Linked DNA regions of Mus musculus: region 2 is linked to region 1. The links are chromatin contacts, found by POLR2A ChIA-PET in ENCODE. All regions are on one chromosome and are shown on one strand. Each heading gives the region's core, a stretch centred on a gene start or an enhancer-like site at or near the end of the contact. The rest is flanking DNA. Distances are from core to core; before and after follow the strand shown.

Region 1 (7,353 bases), core at 1,660-4,159:
TCATTATGGATGGTTGTGAGCCACCATGTGGTTGCTGGGATTTGAACTTAGGACCTTTGTAAGAGCGATCTTTTTTTTTTTTTTTTGGTTTTTCGAGACAGGGTTTCTCTGTATAACCCTGGCTGTCCTGGAACTCACTTTGTAGACCAGGCTGGCCTCAAACTCAGAAATCCGCCTGCCTCTGCCTCCTAACCACTGAGCCATCTCTCCAGCCCAACAGTATTTTTTAAATTTACCTTTTGATTTAGGGTCTCACCATATAGCTTTGACTGGCCTGGAAGTCAAAAGCTCTTCCTGCCTCCCTTAGAGCTGGGATTAAAGGCTTATGCCACTGAGCCCAACCTAAGACGGGATTTTGACATGTAGCCCACTGGCTTTGAGCACCTGATCCTTTAGCCACAGCCTCCCAAGTGCTGGTATAATAGATAGCATTACCATACTCAGCTTTTAAAAATTGCTTCGCAAGCCGGGTGTGGTGGCACAGGCCTTTAATCCCAGCACTCGGGAGGCAGAGGCAGGTGGATTTCTGAGTTTGAGGCCAGCCTGGTCTACAAAGTGAGTTCCAGGACAGCCAGGGCTATACAGAGAAACCCTGTCGTGAAAAAAACAAAAAAAGAAAAAAAAATTGGTTTGCAATGCTGGGAATTTGACCTATGGTCATGCCCTATATCAGCATTTAAAAAATCCTCCCATTGTTATGTTGAACTTGCTAGCAAAGAGCTGGAGTCTGATAGATTGCCTGAGTTGGGAGTCCAAAGCCATTCTAGACCACAGACCCTTTCAGATAAGGATTAAAAAAAAAAACAAAAACAAAAACAAAAAACCTTTCTGGGAATGGTGGAATAGTTCAAGGACATCCTGAGATCCTGAGACTTTTAAGTTGAAGGCTATTCTGGACTAAGTCTCAAAACTATTGTTGGGAAGATTGGAGAAAGGACAAGTAGTGGATACTTGGTTACAGGAAAAAAAGTTCTGAAATTTTGTTTTGTATGATAGGGTGACTAGATAATTCCTAAATGGTTTTTACAGAGCTAAATGAAAGGAGTTTTAAATGTTTTTATTATGATGTAACATTGAAACAGAAACATAGTTACTGGTAGGAACATAGTATTTTCTTTTGTGAGTTTTTTTTTATTGAATATATGTTGAAACTATTTATTGTTCAGCAAAGAGAAACAGTTTGTGTAATAGGACAGGGTTCCAGGTAGCCTAGGCTGACTATATTTCTTTTCTCCCTTTCCCTTTCTTCCTTTCTTTCTTTCTTTCTTTCTTTCTTTCTTTCTTTCTTTCTTTCTTTCTTTCTTTCTTTCTTCCTTTCTTCCTTTCTTCCTTTCTTCCTTTCTTCCTTTCTTCCTTTCTTCCTTTCTTCCTTTCTTCCTTTCTTCCTTTCTTTCTTTTTTGAGACAGGGTTTCTCTGTATAGCTCTGGCTGTCCTGGAACTCACTCTGTAGACCAAGCTAGAACTCTGAAATCTACCTGCCTCTGCCTCCCAAGTGCTGAGATTAAAGGCGTGTGCCACCATTGCCATGCTGACCATCTTGAGATATAGTGGAGTTTACCTCCACTTTCAATGTTGTCCAGGAATTGCGGACATGTACCACTACCCCAGGTTTTTTTGGTGATAGAAACTAGTGCACATGCTGGCCAGTGGTGGTGTATGCCCCTTAAATCCCAGCAGAGGTAGACAGATCTCTTGAGTTTGCCTAGCTAGCAAAGTGAGTTCCAGAACAGTCAGGGTGGTTAAATAGAGAAACTGAAACCTTGTTTTGGGCGGGGATGGGGGTTTGGGGGTAGGGGTGGGACAAAGAAAAACTGCATATTAGACAAGCTACTTCCTGGACTAAATATGTAAATTGTTACATATCCGTGAATAAAGTATCATTGTTGTAGTGTAGACTTGGTACCCACTTTTAGCTCTGTAGTCACTTGCTGAAGAGAGGTGACCCTGAAGAAACTACAGCTCGTGGAGCGGAAAATCTAGAAGGAACTTTTAAAAATTGTCCCATGGTAATGACATAATTTTGGCCTAAAATTGGAAGGCTGATGAGATGGTTCAACAGTTAGAGCACCAAACCTGAGGTCCCAAGGCTAAAACTCCAAAGTCCTCTGGTCCTCACGAACATGTGTAACTGTTTTCAAATCCTATTTTTAATGATGATTCTTAAACACTTTAACCTCCCTTGTAGTCCACCACCCACCAGAGGTTGTGGAAAATGAAAGATACGGGGGATGTGGACATGTTTAGAAAGATTCTTTGGAGTAGCTTTTGTCTGTTGTCTGGAAATCTGCAGTTCACTTCACAGGCTAGCAGTGGCAGCTTGATCCACTCAGACATTTCATGAATCTATCAGCAGTTCAGTTCGGTAGAGTAGGGATAGCGAACACGAAGCAGCGGTGGCACAACCTAACAGACAACCAGGACAATCAGCACAAAGCAGGAGGGACCAGCAGGAATGCCATTAGAAAACATTTACATCACAACTCCTAACGGCAAAATTACAGTTTTGAAGTAGCAACAAAATGAATTTTATGATGGGGAGGATGCCAAATCATGAGGAACTGTATTAGAGGGTCCCAGTATTAGGAAGATTGAGAATCACTGGAAACGACCTAGCCAAGCACCTGGTGCGTTTTAGATTTCACTCATTGGTTGAACAAGTAATGAACAACCGTTTCTTTAAGCAGCCAATGCTGAGGCTGAAGGATGGTTGAGTGAGTCTAGAAAACTCAGTGACAAGGGTGGAGCTTGTGCTCAATTGGGAGCTTCAAGATGATTATAGAGCTAGGCCACACAAGCTCTTGGTCAGCCTGCCACGACCGCTTGACCCAGCGGATATAGCGTCAACGCCCTGAATGGCCTACCAGGAGGCGGGACCGGAAGCTGCCTGTGGGAGGGACGCCACTAGCCGGAAGTGGTCCCAGGTGTCGCTCAGAGTCCCGCGTTCCCGGGAACTAGTAAGGGAGCCTGGGGAAGGCGGGGCGCGGCCCGGGCGGCCGGGGCGGGGCCGGCGGGAGGGCGGAGGGCCGGGCGGACCTGTCCCTGCCGGTCCCGGTGGACCCCGCCTGCCCCGGTGGCACCGGCCATGAAGCTGAAGCTGAAGAACGTGTTTCTTGCCTACTTCCTGGTGTCGATCGCCGGCCTCCTCTACGCTCTGGTGCAGCTCGGTGAGCGGGGCGGGGCGGGGCGGTGTGCGGAGGGCCGGCCCAAGGCGCTGGGGATGAGACCCGCAGACAGCGGCTTCCCGCTCGCTCAGCCCTCGGGACAGCCCTCGGTGACCCCTTGTGTAGAACTCTCGGCAGTCTGCAACTCCGCGGATACCGGTCAAGCCCCAAATGACCCCGCCGCCGCCAAGCAACCTATTTTCCACCCTCCCCTTGCTCTGCCTCTCAGACCGGCTTGCTGATAGGTTTTTGAGAACCCCCTGGTTCATTGTCCCCTCCAGCTTTTGACCAGCTGTGCTCTCCCCACCTCCAGGCCATCTATTTCTCATCCTGGTTTTAGGCCAGATGTCACATCAGGACTTCCCTGACCACCTTAGCTCAAGTAACCCTTATTAGTCTTGATCTCTTTTAATTTTCTAAGTGGCCCATATCACAATTTGTAATGACTTTATTAGTGTCTACCTCTTCCACTAAAGTAGCTAGGGAGTAGGGACTGCCCCCCCCTTTTATTCAATAAATATTTGTCGTGTAATGGAATCTGTGAACTTACTGACAAGTCAGTGGTCACGTGACCACGGAGCGCCTTGAATCCAGCCTTTTATGTGGGAGCTTGGTAAACGCTTTTCAGGTAGTGCCATTACAGGAGAGCCTCTAGTTCAGACTGTTATATTCCTTATGTGTGGAAGGTAAAATTAGGATCAGAAGGTAGAAAGGACAGAAAGGCTGACAGATAATCGTCGAAATGTACTAGTGAAAATAGTGGCAGGGCTGAGGGTGTAGCACAGTGGTAGAACACTCACAAGTGTAAGGCCCTGGGTTGGAGCCCCAGCAAAGAAAAATAGAGTGACAGATGGAACTGGTTAAAATTGAAGAGTTGAATGTTGTGGCACACCGTTTGGGAAACAGGTCAGTGGGTTAAAGGTCTGAGGTCAGTCAGCTTGGAGCCATTATAGCAAGACCTACCTTAAAACAGTAACACAGTAACAGTGAAAGGTGAAGAGTCTCTGACACCATTCTAAAAAAAAAAAAAAAAGCAAGTTACAAGGGAATTTCTGTATTGGCTAGGAATTAAAAAGAATTGGCCTGGGTTTTTGAACTACTTACTATCCTGTGGTTCTCTGTCACAACTTGCTCACCCTGTTGGTGCTTCCTGGTACCAGGCCAGCCTTGCGACTGCCTCCCTCCGCTTCGAGCTGCAGCTGAGCAGCTTCGGCAGAAGGACCTGAGGATATCCCAGTTGCAAGCTGATCTCCGTCGCCCACCCCCTGTCCCAGCCCAGCCCCCTGAACCTGAGGCCCTGCCTACTATCTATGTCATTACCCCCACCTACGCCAGGTACGGCTCTGGTACACTCAGGAGCTCTGTATTGAACAGGAAGAGGGTTAATGATGAATCTGGGGAGGCACTGAAGTATGGGGTGATGCTTAAACTAGAGCTTGCCAAATGTTATGAAAAGTGATCCGCATCTTTAGTCAGGTTTGTGGGAAAATGTCTTTTTCCTTTAAAAATAGACAAAGGAGTATTAGGAAGTAGATTACCGAGTTATTGCAAAACTTTAACGACAATTAAGTGTGAAAGAAAATTTGAGCTTGCCATTGAATGAACTCTTCTTAGGAATCTTTTGGTTAGACTGTCTCAAAGCTAACACACACACACAAATACTCAACAACAAAACCAACAAACAAACAAAACCCCAAAAATTTCTGATTAAATTTAGAAAACAGGGCTAAGCAGGTTTAGTCAAATCCTTCCTTCCTTCCTTCTTTCCTTCCTTCCCTCCTCCTCCTCTTTCTCCTCCTCTTCTTCCTCTTCCTCTTCCTCCTCCTCTTCCCCCTCCTCCTCTTCCTCTTCCTTCTCTCTCTCTCTCTCTCTCTCTCTCTCTCTTTCTTTTTTAGAGTCAAAATCTTGTTTAATACTGAGAAAACCCATTTTGAAGTGTGGTTTGGGACCAGCAGCCAAAAAGCCCTTCTGTCACCATGTCTTCAGCATACCTTCCTGGACTCATTAACTTACACCACCAGCAGCTCCTTGAGCATCAAACTGATGTTAACCACGAGGAAACCCAAAAGAGGCAAACCACTCACTCCCGGTGCATAGCTGGGCAGAGATTGTGTGCATCTTTAATCCCAGCATTTAGGAAACAATGGCTGGAGGATCTCCTCTAGAGTTTTAGGCCAGCTTGGTCTATGGTCTAGGTAGTCAGTTCCAGGCTAGCCAGAGCTTCACAGGGAGATCCTCTCTCAAAATGAAGAAACAAATAATGTTCTCATTTGGAGAATGACTGGGATTTCCTCTAAAACTCCTCTCTGGGAGCCTTACCACAGAAAGAAAAGAACCTGGCCTGTAGGGTTTCATTTTTAATTTTTATTATTTATTTATTTATTTATTTATTTATTTAGGTTTTCAAGAGAAGGTTTTTCTGTGTAGCTCTGGTTGTCCTGGAATTCACTCTGTAGACTAGACTGATTCCCCTGCTTGTGTCTCCCAAATGACAGGATTAAAGGTGTGTGCTCACTACTGTGCCCAGTTTCCTAATCCAGCTTGATTCCTAAGTAAACGTGAGACTCAAGTCATTTCCTAAAGTGTTTTACTTGATAAATTGTATTGCGCCAGTCATGACATGCTGACGCATGCCTGGTAATCCCCAGTACTGAGGGGCCTGAGACAGAGGGATTGGTATGATTTTTGAGGCCAACCTAGGCTACAAAATGAGATTCTGTTGTTATTTTTATTTTTTGATGCAAGGTTGCACTGTGTAGCCATGGCTGGCCTTGAACACCTCTCTGCCTCTGCCTTCCGAGATCTGGGATTAAAGGCATAACCAACAAACCAGCCCAAGATTTTGTCTCTAAAAGCCCAATTAGTTAAAATAAATTAGAATTAGTAACTTTGTTTACTTCTTTACTTCTTCAATTAAGTGTATGTTTTTGCCTGAGGGTATGTATGTGCACTGAAAGTGTGCAGGTACCAAAAAGGGCTAGAAGACAGGCAGAAGCGCAGATGCGAATCCCCTGAACTAGAGTTACAGGTTGTTGTGTGATGCTAAGGGTATTGGGAATCAAACACTGATCCTCTGCAAGACCATCAACGTCTCTTAACCATTTCTCAGGCTCTCGTTTTTCCTCTTTTCTTTTTCTTTTCATTTTCTTCTTTTCTTCTCTTCTTTTTTTAAAATTTGAAGTAAGGTCTCATACTGGCTGGCTGGTAGCTTATTGTGTAGAACATGGTCTACACAGTGAGTGGTCTATACTCACAAAGATCTGTCTAATTCTGCTTCCTGAATGCTGGGACTAAAGGAGTGTGCCACCATGACCAGCTTATCTAGTTTTCCAGAACTATATCTTTGTCTGGGGGTATAACTTAGTTGCAGAGTGCTTGTGTAGCATGTTCAAAGCTTTGGATTCAATCCCTAACACTGAATGATAGTGTAGCTACACATAATGGCATACTTGTAGTATCAACACTCAAACCAAGCCCTGAAAATTGCTGAGTTTGAGGCTAACCTGGGCTACAGTGTGAAAAATGTCTCAAAAAGCCAATAATAAAACTAATAAAACTGTTACAAAATATTTATCTATTTTTTTATTTGTTTGTTATTGGGGATTGAACTGCATATTGGCTAGGCAAACATGTTATCATTGAGCTACATTTCCAGCCTTTTTTTTTTTTCAATTTATTTGTTTATTTATTTATTTATTTATCTATTTATTTTGGTTTTCCGTGACAGGGTTTCTCTGTGTAGCCCTCTGGCTGTTCTGAGACTCTCAATATAGACCAGGGTGGCCTCAAACTTAGAGGTCCACATCTGCCTCTGTCTTCTTAGTGCTGGGATTAAAGGCATGCGCCACAACTGCCTGGCCTATTTATTTACTTTTTTTGACACAGGATCTCTTGAAACTTGCTATGTAGAAAGCTGGCCTCATACTCCACAAAGTATTTCATTTGATAAACTATAAAATTGAACATTCAGCCGGGCGTGGTGGTGCACGCCTTTAATCTCAGCACTAGGGAAGCAGAGGCAGGAGGATTTCTGAGTTCGAGGCCAGCCTGGTCTACAAAGTGAGTTCCAGGACAGGCAGGGCTATACAGAGAAACCCTGTCTCCAGACAAACAAACAAAACAAATAAAATTGAACATTCAGGGTGTTGTAGCATACCCAGCAGTGGGAGGCTGAGACAGAAATTCAAGACC
Region 2 (7,656 bases), core at 73-2,572, 69 kb after region 1:
CATCGCCTGTACCCTGTGTGGTAACTGGACCTGGACACAGCCCCCAGGGCTGGCAGCAGACTTGGCTGATATTTTTAGCCTGCAAACATGTTTGCCATTTCAGAGGACAGGGCAGGGCTGGTCTCAGCCCCAGCCCACTCATGATCTTGGAGCGAAGGTGCTCCTGCCTCAGGCCAAGGTCTCAGTTCTCCAGCTTGAGGCCTCTTGGGGCATTTGGGAAGGAAGGGAAACTGGAGTGGGCAGCTGGGTAGCCACCTGCCAGAGAGGGTAGAACTCAATAGGGAAGGAGAAAAAGGGAGGTGCGGAGGGGGGATGCAGCCAGAACATCTCTGCAACCCCATCATTAAGCATTTAATAAAATCCACATAGAGTTAGAAGTGGCTGTGGGAAATGGCTGTAAATTGGGGAGCGGAGCAACTTGCAAATGGAAATATGGGGGAGGAGCTGTGAGAGGCGCAGAAGGCCTGGGAATGCAAAGAAAGTGCTGGATCTTGGGTTCCTCAAGCTTACTGGGGCATAGTGGTTCATGCCTTTAGTCCCAGGGTGGCAGAGGCAGGGGAATCTGTAAGGCTGTCAGTTCTAGCCAGTTCTGTGATGGCCGGGCTACACAGTCTGTGCTCCCTCCCCCAAATAAAATACCCAAAAGGCATGGGGGACAGAGTTTACAGGAGAGAGTGAGTTGTTCCATGGTGCGTCCAACAGCTGCAGGCCTGACTGGTGTCGCTGCAATGAAGAACAGCACCGTGGTGTGGTGCATAGGTGACTCCATTCCTAGGGGTCGGATCTAAGTCTTAGAGTCAGTGTGTTTTGTAGAAGAGGAGAGAGCCTGAAGGCGAGGAACGGGGCGAGGCTGCAAGAAGCCTGGGAACTGGGAGAGGAGGCTGGGGCCTGGGATTAATGTATCTGAGCTTGAGAGAAAGCTCAAAGGTCTGTGTGGAGGCTGGAGGTCGAGGTTGAATCATCTGAGCTTCTTGGCTCTTCTGCAGACTAGGTTGACTCTGGATTCCGACTGTGAATCTGTGCCCCTGCGTGCTTCCAGGAATTTCTTGCCGGTGAACACACACACACTGTTTAAAATGGGGTGGGAAGATCCAGAGCCGGGACAGGAGCAATAGATGGGATAGGGGAGGGGAAAAGGCGACGCCTCCTCGTCCCTGAGCCCCCTCAACCTTCTCCCTTCACCGGCCCATTCCAGGGTGGCTTCAGTGTTAGTCGTGCTCTCGGGTCCTTGCCCTATTCGGGCCCCGCCCGGCCCCGCCCTCTCCCCACAGCTCCGGGCAGACCCGCCCGAGTTACAAGAGCCGCCTCCGCGCACGGGGGCCCGGCCACTTGGAGCAGCTCTGCCGCGGGGACTGCACTGTCCGCCCTGCCAGACCCGCCCCGACTGGGGCTCGCCGTCGCCAGCAGTCAGCACTGCGACCTCGGGCCCTTCGCCGGCTATGGCTGCGTCCTGGGGCTGAGCCCGCAGGTAGGGAAGCGGAGCGCTGGGCGGTAAGGTGTGGGGCCAGGGTTCGGGCGACCAGGGGAGAGAGGGACTCGGACAAGGTGCATTTGCGGTAGTGTCACTACGAGGGTTCCGACTGTTGGGAGCAAACCTGGCCGCTTGCGGCCGCCGGGGCAGGCGACGCGTCACGCTTCGGGAGTAAAGCTCTTTCTCCGGAGTTGGGGCCAAGTTTAACTAAGTTAGAAAATCGCTTCGAAGTGTGCTTTGCTGCGCTTTTAGTTTTTTCCCGCGGATGTATTGTCGTTCCAACTGCAGTGCAGGGCGTTCCTGATCTGGTGGTCCCTGACCGATTCCATCTCTTTGGGGCGGCGGCTCAGAGCGCTACTTGGTTCCTATACCATGTTTACTGGAGAAGTTTCCAAGAGCCCCATCGCCCCTCCCGCGCCCCTGCACCGCGTGCCCCCTCTGCTGTCTTTCGCGGCTCCCCACACCTCCATCTCGAACTTCGCGTCCGGATTCCCCTCGGCCCCACCCTGCTCTGTACCACCAGCCTCTCCCTTTCTGGCTCCTAGCGGCGACTTTAACAGCTCCCCTTCAACTGCCCCGCCCTAGTCTTGCCCCTCTGTGTTTCCAGATCCAGAAAACTCCCTTCTTTCTCCAGGGCGTCGGAGCCTGGAAGTTTGCAGCGTGCCTCCCTGTGGGATGGGTGGGAGTGGGAGGGGGGGTGGGGGACATAATTAGGGAGATTCCTGCGCTGGGTGGGCGGGGAGGGGGCTGTGCAATCGACACAGTCCCCAGAACCTCCCTTGCTCCTTCTAGGGGCGGTGCTTTCTCCCCACCCCACCCCACTCCCAAACTCGTCCGGGCGGGATGGCCCCCGCCCCAGCGCCTGGCTGGATTCCAGCAGCCTGAGGAATGTAGTGGTTGGAGCCGGTGACTAATTCAAACCAGAATTCGGGGGTGGGGGTGGGGGTGAGGGGCAAAGCGGAGGGGGAAAGAGGCCGTGTGTAGGCGGTGGGGGCCGGAGCGCAGGGCGTAGGTGAAGGACTTCCCTGCTCTCCTTTGGAACCCTTCACTTTTGCAGTGCGCGCCAGCGGAGAGGGCGGGGGGCAAGATCCTACTGTGGGGTTGGAAAGGCAACATGCTTAGGGTGTGTGCAGAGAGCTGTGTTATGTAAGGCTTTCCCATGCAGGGAGGGGATGTGCAGTGTGCGGGAGCCTGGGCCTCCTCTGGCTGGAGCCCCTTTCAGTGCCGAGGCAGATTTGGGGGACGCAGAACCTTGGTGGCGTTGGGTTGACATCAGGGCTAGCTGTACATGGCGATGAGCACTGAAGACTCTTGGGGTGACCCGGGGATATCCTACAAGTCAAATGGAGTGGAGCCTTGACAACGTAGTGTCCCTGGTATGTGTGTGTGTGTGTGTGTGTGTGTGTGTGTGTGTGTGTGTGTGCTTGCCTGCTCACTCTATTGTCACTTCTGCACAATGTGACCACAGAAGATTGTGCGCATGATGTCTGGGTTGGCACCCTGGTTTGGCAGGGTGTGGCCCTAGGCTGTCTCTGAGGACACACGTGTCCAGGGGTACTTGTCTCAATGTCCCTGTTCTGTGGAGGGGATTTGCAGAAAAGCTTCTGGAGGTAGTTGGGGGGATGGGGGTGGGGGATCCTTGGAAAGTGACCTGGAATTCCCAGGAGAAAAAGGACTCCCAACAAATGGTTTTGAAACAGTTTGCCCTTAAACTTTAGCAATGGCAGGAACCATCTTACTGTACCTAACGTATACTAGATGGGATGAATTCACAAGATCCAATGATTCATGTCCTCATATCAATGATACTGTCCTCATAGGTGACTGGGAGAGGGGAGGGCACACAGGAAGATGCTATGGGCAATGTGGGCAATGTTTAGGGCCTCTCCCCACACTGAGAATGGCTTAGGTGAGTAGAACTGTTTTGGTCCTGCCCTATTAGGGAAGTCTCTGGGGGTAGGGTGGGTCTCTTTTCCTTTTCCCAAGCTGAATGAACTAGTAGCTTCCTTTTCTTGAAAAACTATGGGGGTGTGGGGGAGGGCAGGCCTGTATCTGGTCTGTAGAGTGTGCAGATTGTGCAGTAGAAGGGAACCCCTCATTTAAGGGCCACTTCCTCGGCCTGAGCTGAGTTATGGGGCAAGGGGAGTGTGGGAAAGGAACTGGGAACAAGGGAGCTGATCTAGTAAAGGACTGGAGGGGGGCGTAGGGATGACATCTGGAAGATGTCTGAACTCCTTTCTAAAGCTCTTGTCCCTAAGAGATTATGCAAAGGGACATTGTGAAGAGAACCAGGACATTCAGAGAGACAGGCACGTGAGTCATCCAAGACTTAGTGCTAATGGTTTGGAAGTCAGCAGTGATACCCTGAGGGTCTTGGCCTAGCACTCCACAGCTCCAAGTCCAGAAAAGGACAAGAGAGAGAAAGAGTAGACCGGGGAGCTCACTTCAGGCCTAGAGAGGCTCTGCTTAGAGGTTCAGAGCCCTACAGGCCTTACGCTCCACTTGGAACTGTCTGTCGGGTTCTGGCAGAGCACACCACTCTGAGCCTGAGGAGCTGGTTTGAGGGGTTGGGGTAAAGCTGTGGGAGTGGAGGATGTGTTGGGCACTGGGGTGTGGTCACTACCTTTTTCAGAACTTGGGAACTGCCTGGAGACAGACAAGAGAAGCAAACTGGGAGAGCTAGTCCGACTTCTGAAGGGATCTTTGCCTGGACACCCCCAAGTTTCTCTCCTTGGGGCTGGGCTGACCACGTGCTTATATTCACTTGGGTTAGAGGAAGGGAGGTGGCTGCCAATTTAGAATGTGCAATACACCTGGGCCCCTTCAGGCTTCAGCCAGGGCTCCCAGGAACTTGCAATTCCTTGAGTTGACCATTGGATCATCTGGCCGGCTTCCAAAGCCTTCTTGATCATAGTATCGTCCATGTCTGAGTGTGTCCAAAAAGTGTCCGAACGGGGGTTGTTGTGGCAATGTTTCTGCGGAAATGTCTGTGTACTTTGACGAAGCTCCCCCTTTCTCTTTCCTAGCCCCAGTTTCCGTTGGTGCTAAAGCTCAAATAATTGGTCTTGGGCCCGTCACTGTTTGCATTACAGGAGTCATTGTTCACTTTCAGTGAAGTTGGTGTTATTGCCTGTGAGAGGATGTCCTGTTCATGGGGTCCTCACACTGTGGTAAACCTGGATATGTCACCTCTGTTATCCTCCCGGGACTTGGAGGGCAGAGGCAGTGACTGATTGACTACTCTGGGGTACAAGTTCCATGTCAGTGTATGGAGACTGCACTTATGGACTCAAGTGAGCTCCTTTGTCCTGCACAGGTCCAGGCCATGACCTAGAGGCCCTCAAGGAGGATAGGGCAGTCTTGGGAGTATAGTCCCCACACATGGAGGTTGAGCTGGGCAAAGCATTGCATACGGCCTGTCAGGGAGCGGCATCCTGCCTGGTCCCTGGGGCCTGGAGCGGAGGTTCTGGGGGAAGGGGAAGTGCCTGGAGCTGATCCTGGCTACGTGTCCTGGCTAGGCTGGGAGTGGGAGGGAGCATTGCAGCCATCATTTGAAGACCTGGCTCTGAGTCTTTTTGCTACATGGCTTGACCACTGGGGGGCGAACATGCAGCACTTACTAGGGAGCTGGGTGGGGCACAGGGTATAGTCTAAACTGTAATCTACCCCACAAGGCAACAACAAACTTCTCCCTCAGGTTCCCCAACCATAGGACACTGCCCTTAGAGTTGGTGTTTTAATCTCAGAAGTTCTGTCTAAGGCCAATTTTTCCTTGGTGTTGTGCCCTGATGGGGAAGTTTCCACTGGGTAATACAATGCTGTCTTCAGTCTCTGTCACTAGGAGAGGTGGAGGGCCCCTTAGCTAGGGGAGGGAGAGGGACTCTCCCTTCCTGCTGGAAGTGAGAATTTAGAGCTTTAGGGCTTGCCACTTGTTCTAAAGAGTTGTGGGGAAACGTGTGTGGCCCGAGTCGAGAGAAGGAGTTGGAAACCAAGAAGCAGTTATGGTCCTGATTATGGCTGTCCTAGAAGTCAATGAGCAAAACCCAGCATGCTGGGGAGGGGGATGCTAAAGGAGGCTGGTGAAACGTCCTTCTGGTAGTTGTGGTGGCATGGCTGACGCTCGAAGGACAGACACAGTGGAAGGTGCACACCCTGGGATCTGAGTACCAGGTGGACAGGTGGCAGATACCCGCTGTGAGCCATAAAGCTTACCAAGAGGACTGCCTACGCTGGGAAAGGTGGGAGATGGAATTGACAAGGGTCTCTGTGAGCTTCTGCACGTGTGTAGTGTGTGTGTGTGTGTGTGTGTGTTTCCCCCTTATGTCTTTCTCTGAATATCCCTCCAATATCCAGGTCATCTGGGTCTTGTTGGTTTAATTAATTCTCTTTGATCTTTCCCTCCCATAAGTGGAAAGTTCCCTGTCCCATCCTCTACTTAAGTAGCCTCATTTGCCTAAAAGTTTAGATATTCTTGTCTTAGCCTCCTGAGGATTCTAGGTGACATGAGACATGAGGTTTACTCCTATAACGTTTTTTTGATTGTTTCTGACAGGATCTCATGTAGTCAAGGCTATCCTTGAACTCACTATATAGCCTAGGAGGGCCTGGAACTTGCAGTGATCCTCCTGGCTCAGCCTCTTAAGTACTAGGATTTTAAGTGTGCACCATTATGTCTGTCTCTGCTAAATGTTTGTTGTTTTTCTTGTTTTGTTATAAATGCTTTGTGTGTGTGTCTGTGTGTGTGTGCATGTGTGTACGCATGTGTGTGCATCCTCATGCTTTGGCACATGTATAAATGTTTTTAGGACAACTTGCAGGCATCAGTTCTCTTCTACCATGTGGGTTCTGTTGATCCCACTCAGGTTGAGTGCTAGAGAGAAAAGCATCTCTTGTCTTCCACGTTGGCCCAAGAGAGATCCAGAGTTAGGCTCTGGAGAGTTCAAGCGTTTGAAAATCTTAGGATTCCTGCCTCTTGGAGACACAGTCTCAAAGAGACCCAGAATAAAGGTTCCTTAAATGCTGGGCCCGGGGTACCTACAACTCTGCCTAGGTAGGGTCGTCATGAGGCTGGTGGAATGCAGGAGCAAGGCTTCTTGCCCTCTTCTGGTGGGTGCTTCCCTCTGGCTCATTCTCTCCTGCTCCAGCACAGGACTTGCTTCTGGGTGTTTGTTTGCCTTATGGGTGTTTCTCTGTGGTTTCCCATGTGTCTCATCCTATATGTATATTTGCGTCTTGATCTCTTTGCTTGGATGAAGACTGTTAGATTGGGGCTAGTCTCCATAGTCCTAAAATAATGATGTTAATTCACCCCTGTGGGAGTGCTTGTACACGAGATGAGACCCTAAGAAAGGGATAACAGTGGCACAGTCCTGGCAGGCACGGTTCTGCAGAATTCCTTCTCTCTCTCTTCTTTTTTTCTTGGTGAGAATTTTTTTTAATTATCTTTAATCTTTTTTTACAATCCAGTTGTTATCCTCCTCCAGGCCCGTCCTCGTCCTCTAACAGTTCCTCATCCCATTCCTCCTCTCCAGTCTTCAAGAGGATGTCCTCCACCCTTCCCCACTCCCCACCCTGTCAGGCCTCCCCACTCCCTGGGGCCTTAAGTCTCTTGAGGGTTAAGTGCATCTTCTCTCACTGAGGCCAGACCAGGCAGTCCTCTGCTGTATATGTGTCAGGGACCTGGTACTGGCTAGTGAACGCTGCTTGATTGTTGGCTCAGTGTCTGAGAGATCTTAGAACTCCTTCGCTTAACTACTGATGGCAGGTCAGTGTTCAGCTCTCTCTTTCCCTTTGGGGAGTGTTTATGACAGCATATCTATCGTCCTTCCGGGTGTGTCTCTCTGACTATCCAACCCCTCACCTGGTTAGGAGTGTCAGAGCTTTCCCTCTGGTGGAGATCTCTAATCCTAGCTATGAGTCATTATGTTCTTGGGATGGAAACTCCGTGTCCCTGGCCTCGTGTGTATGGCAGGTTAGTTAGAGCATGTGGGTGCAGGAGGATGGAAGGTTCAGTTACTAAGGCCCTCCCTGACGTAGGCGGAGGACTTTTTTCTTCCCTGAGTATTATGCAGATCCACTCCTTGTGTCCTTCTGGTACAGGCCTATTCAGCCATTGAGGTTCTAGGGCTTGGCTTAGCAGACAGAGAAGAGAGAGAGAGATAGAGAGAGAGAGAGGAGAGAATGAG

What was found. ChIA-PET counts read pairs that join two places held with the same protein, here RNA polymerase II (POLR2A).
Region 2: POLR2A ChIA-PET joins it to region 1 with 13 read pairs in Patski. The contact joins the promoter of Ahnak here to the promoter of B3gat3 in region 1. POLR2A ChIA-PET finds 5 or more read pairs at or near these places in 4 of 5 experiments (Patski and embryonic stem cell).

What each region holds. Positions count from the first base shown.
Region 1 is chr19:8,917,484-8,924,836 of GRCm38, forward strand. B3gat3 (beta-1,3-glucuronyltransferase 3 (glucuronosyltransferase I)) reads left to right here and starts at 2,910. Exons shown (of 5, transcript NM_024256.2): 1 at 2,910-3,165; 2 at 4,323-4,497. The coding sequence starts at 3,084. It overlaps Gm36629 (a long non-coding RNA gene), which reads right to left and starts at 4,359. Exons shown (of 3, transcript XR_003952913.1): 1 at 4,267-4,359; 2 at 4,126-4,177; 3 at 1,116-3,834.
Region 2 is chr19:8,987,962-8,995,617 of GRCm38, forward strand. It overlaps Ahnak (AHNAK nucleoprotein (desmoyokin)), which reads left to right and starts at 1,323. Exons shown (of 5, transcript NM_009643.2): 1 at 1,323-1,468.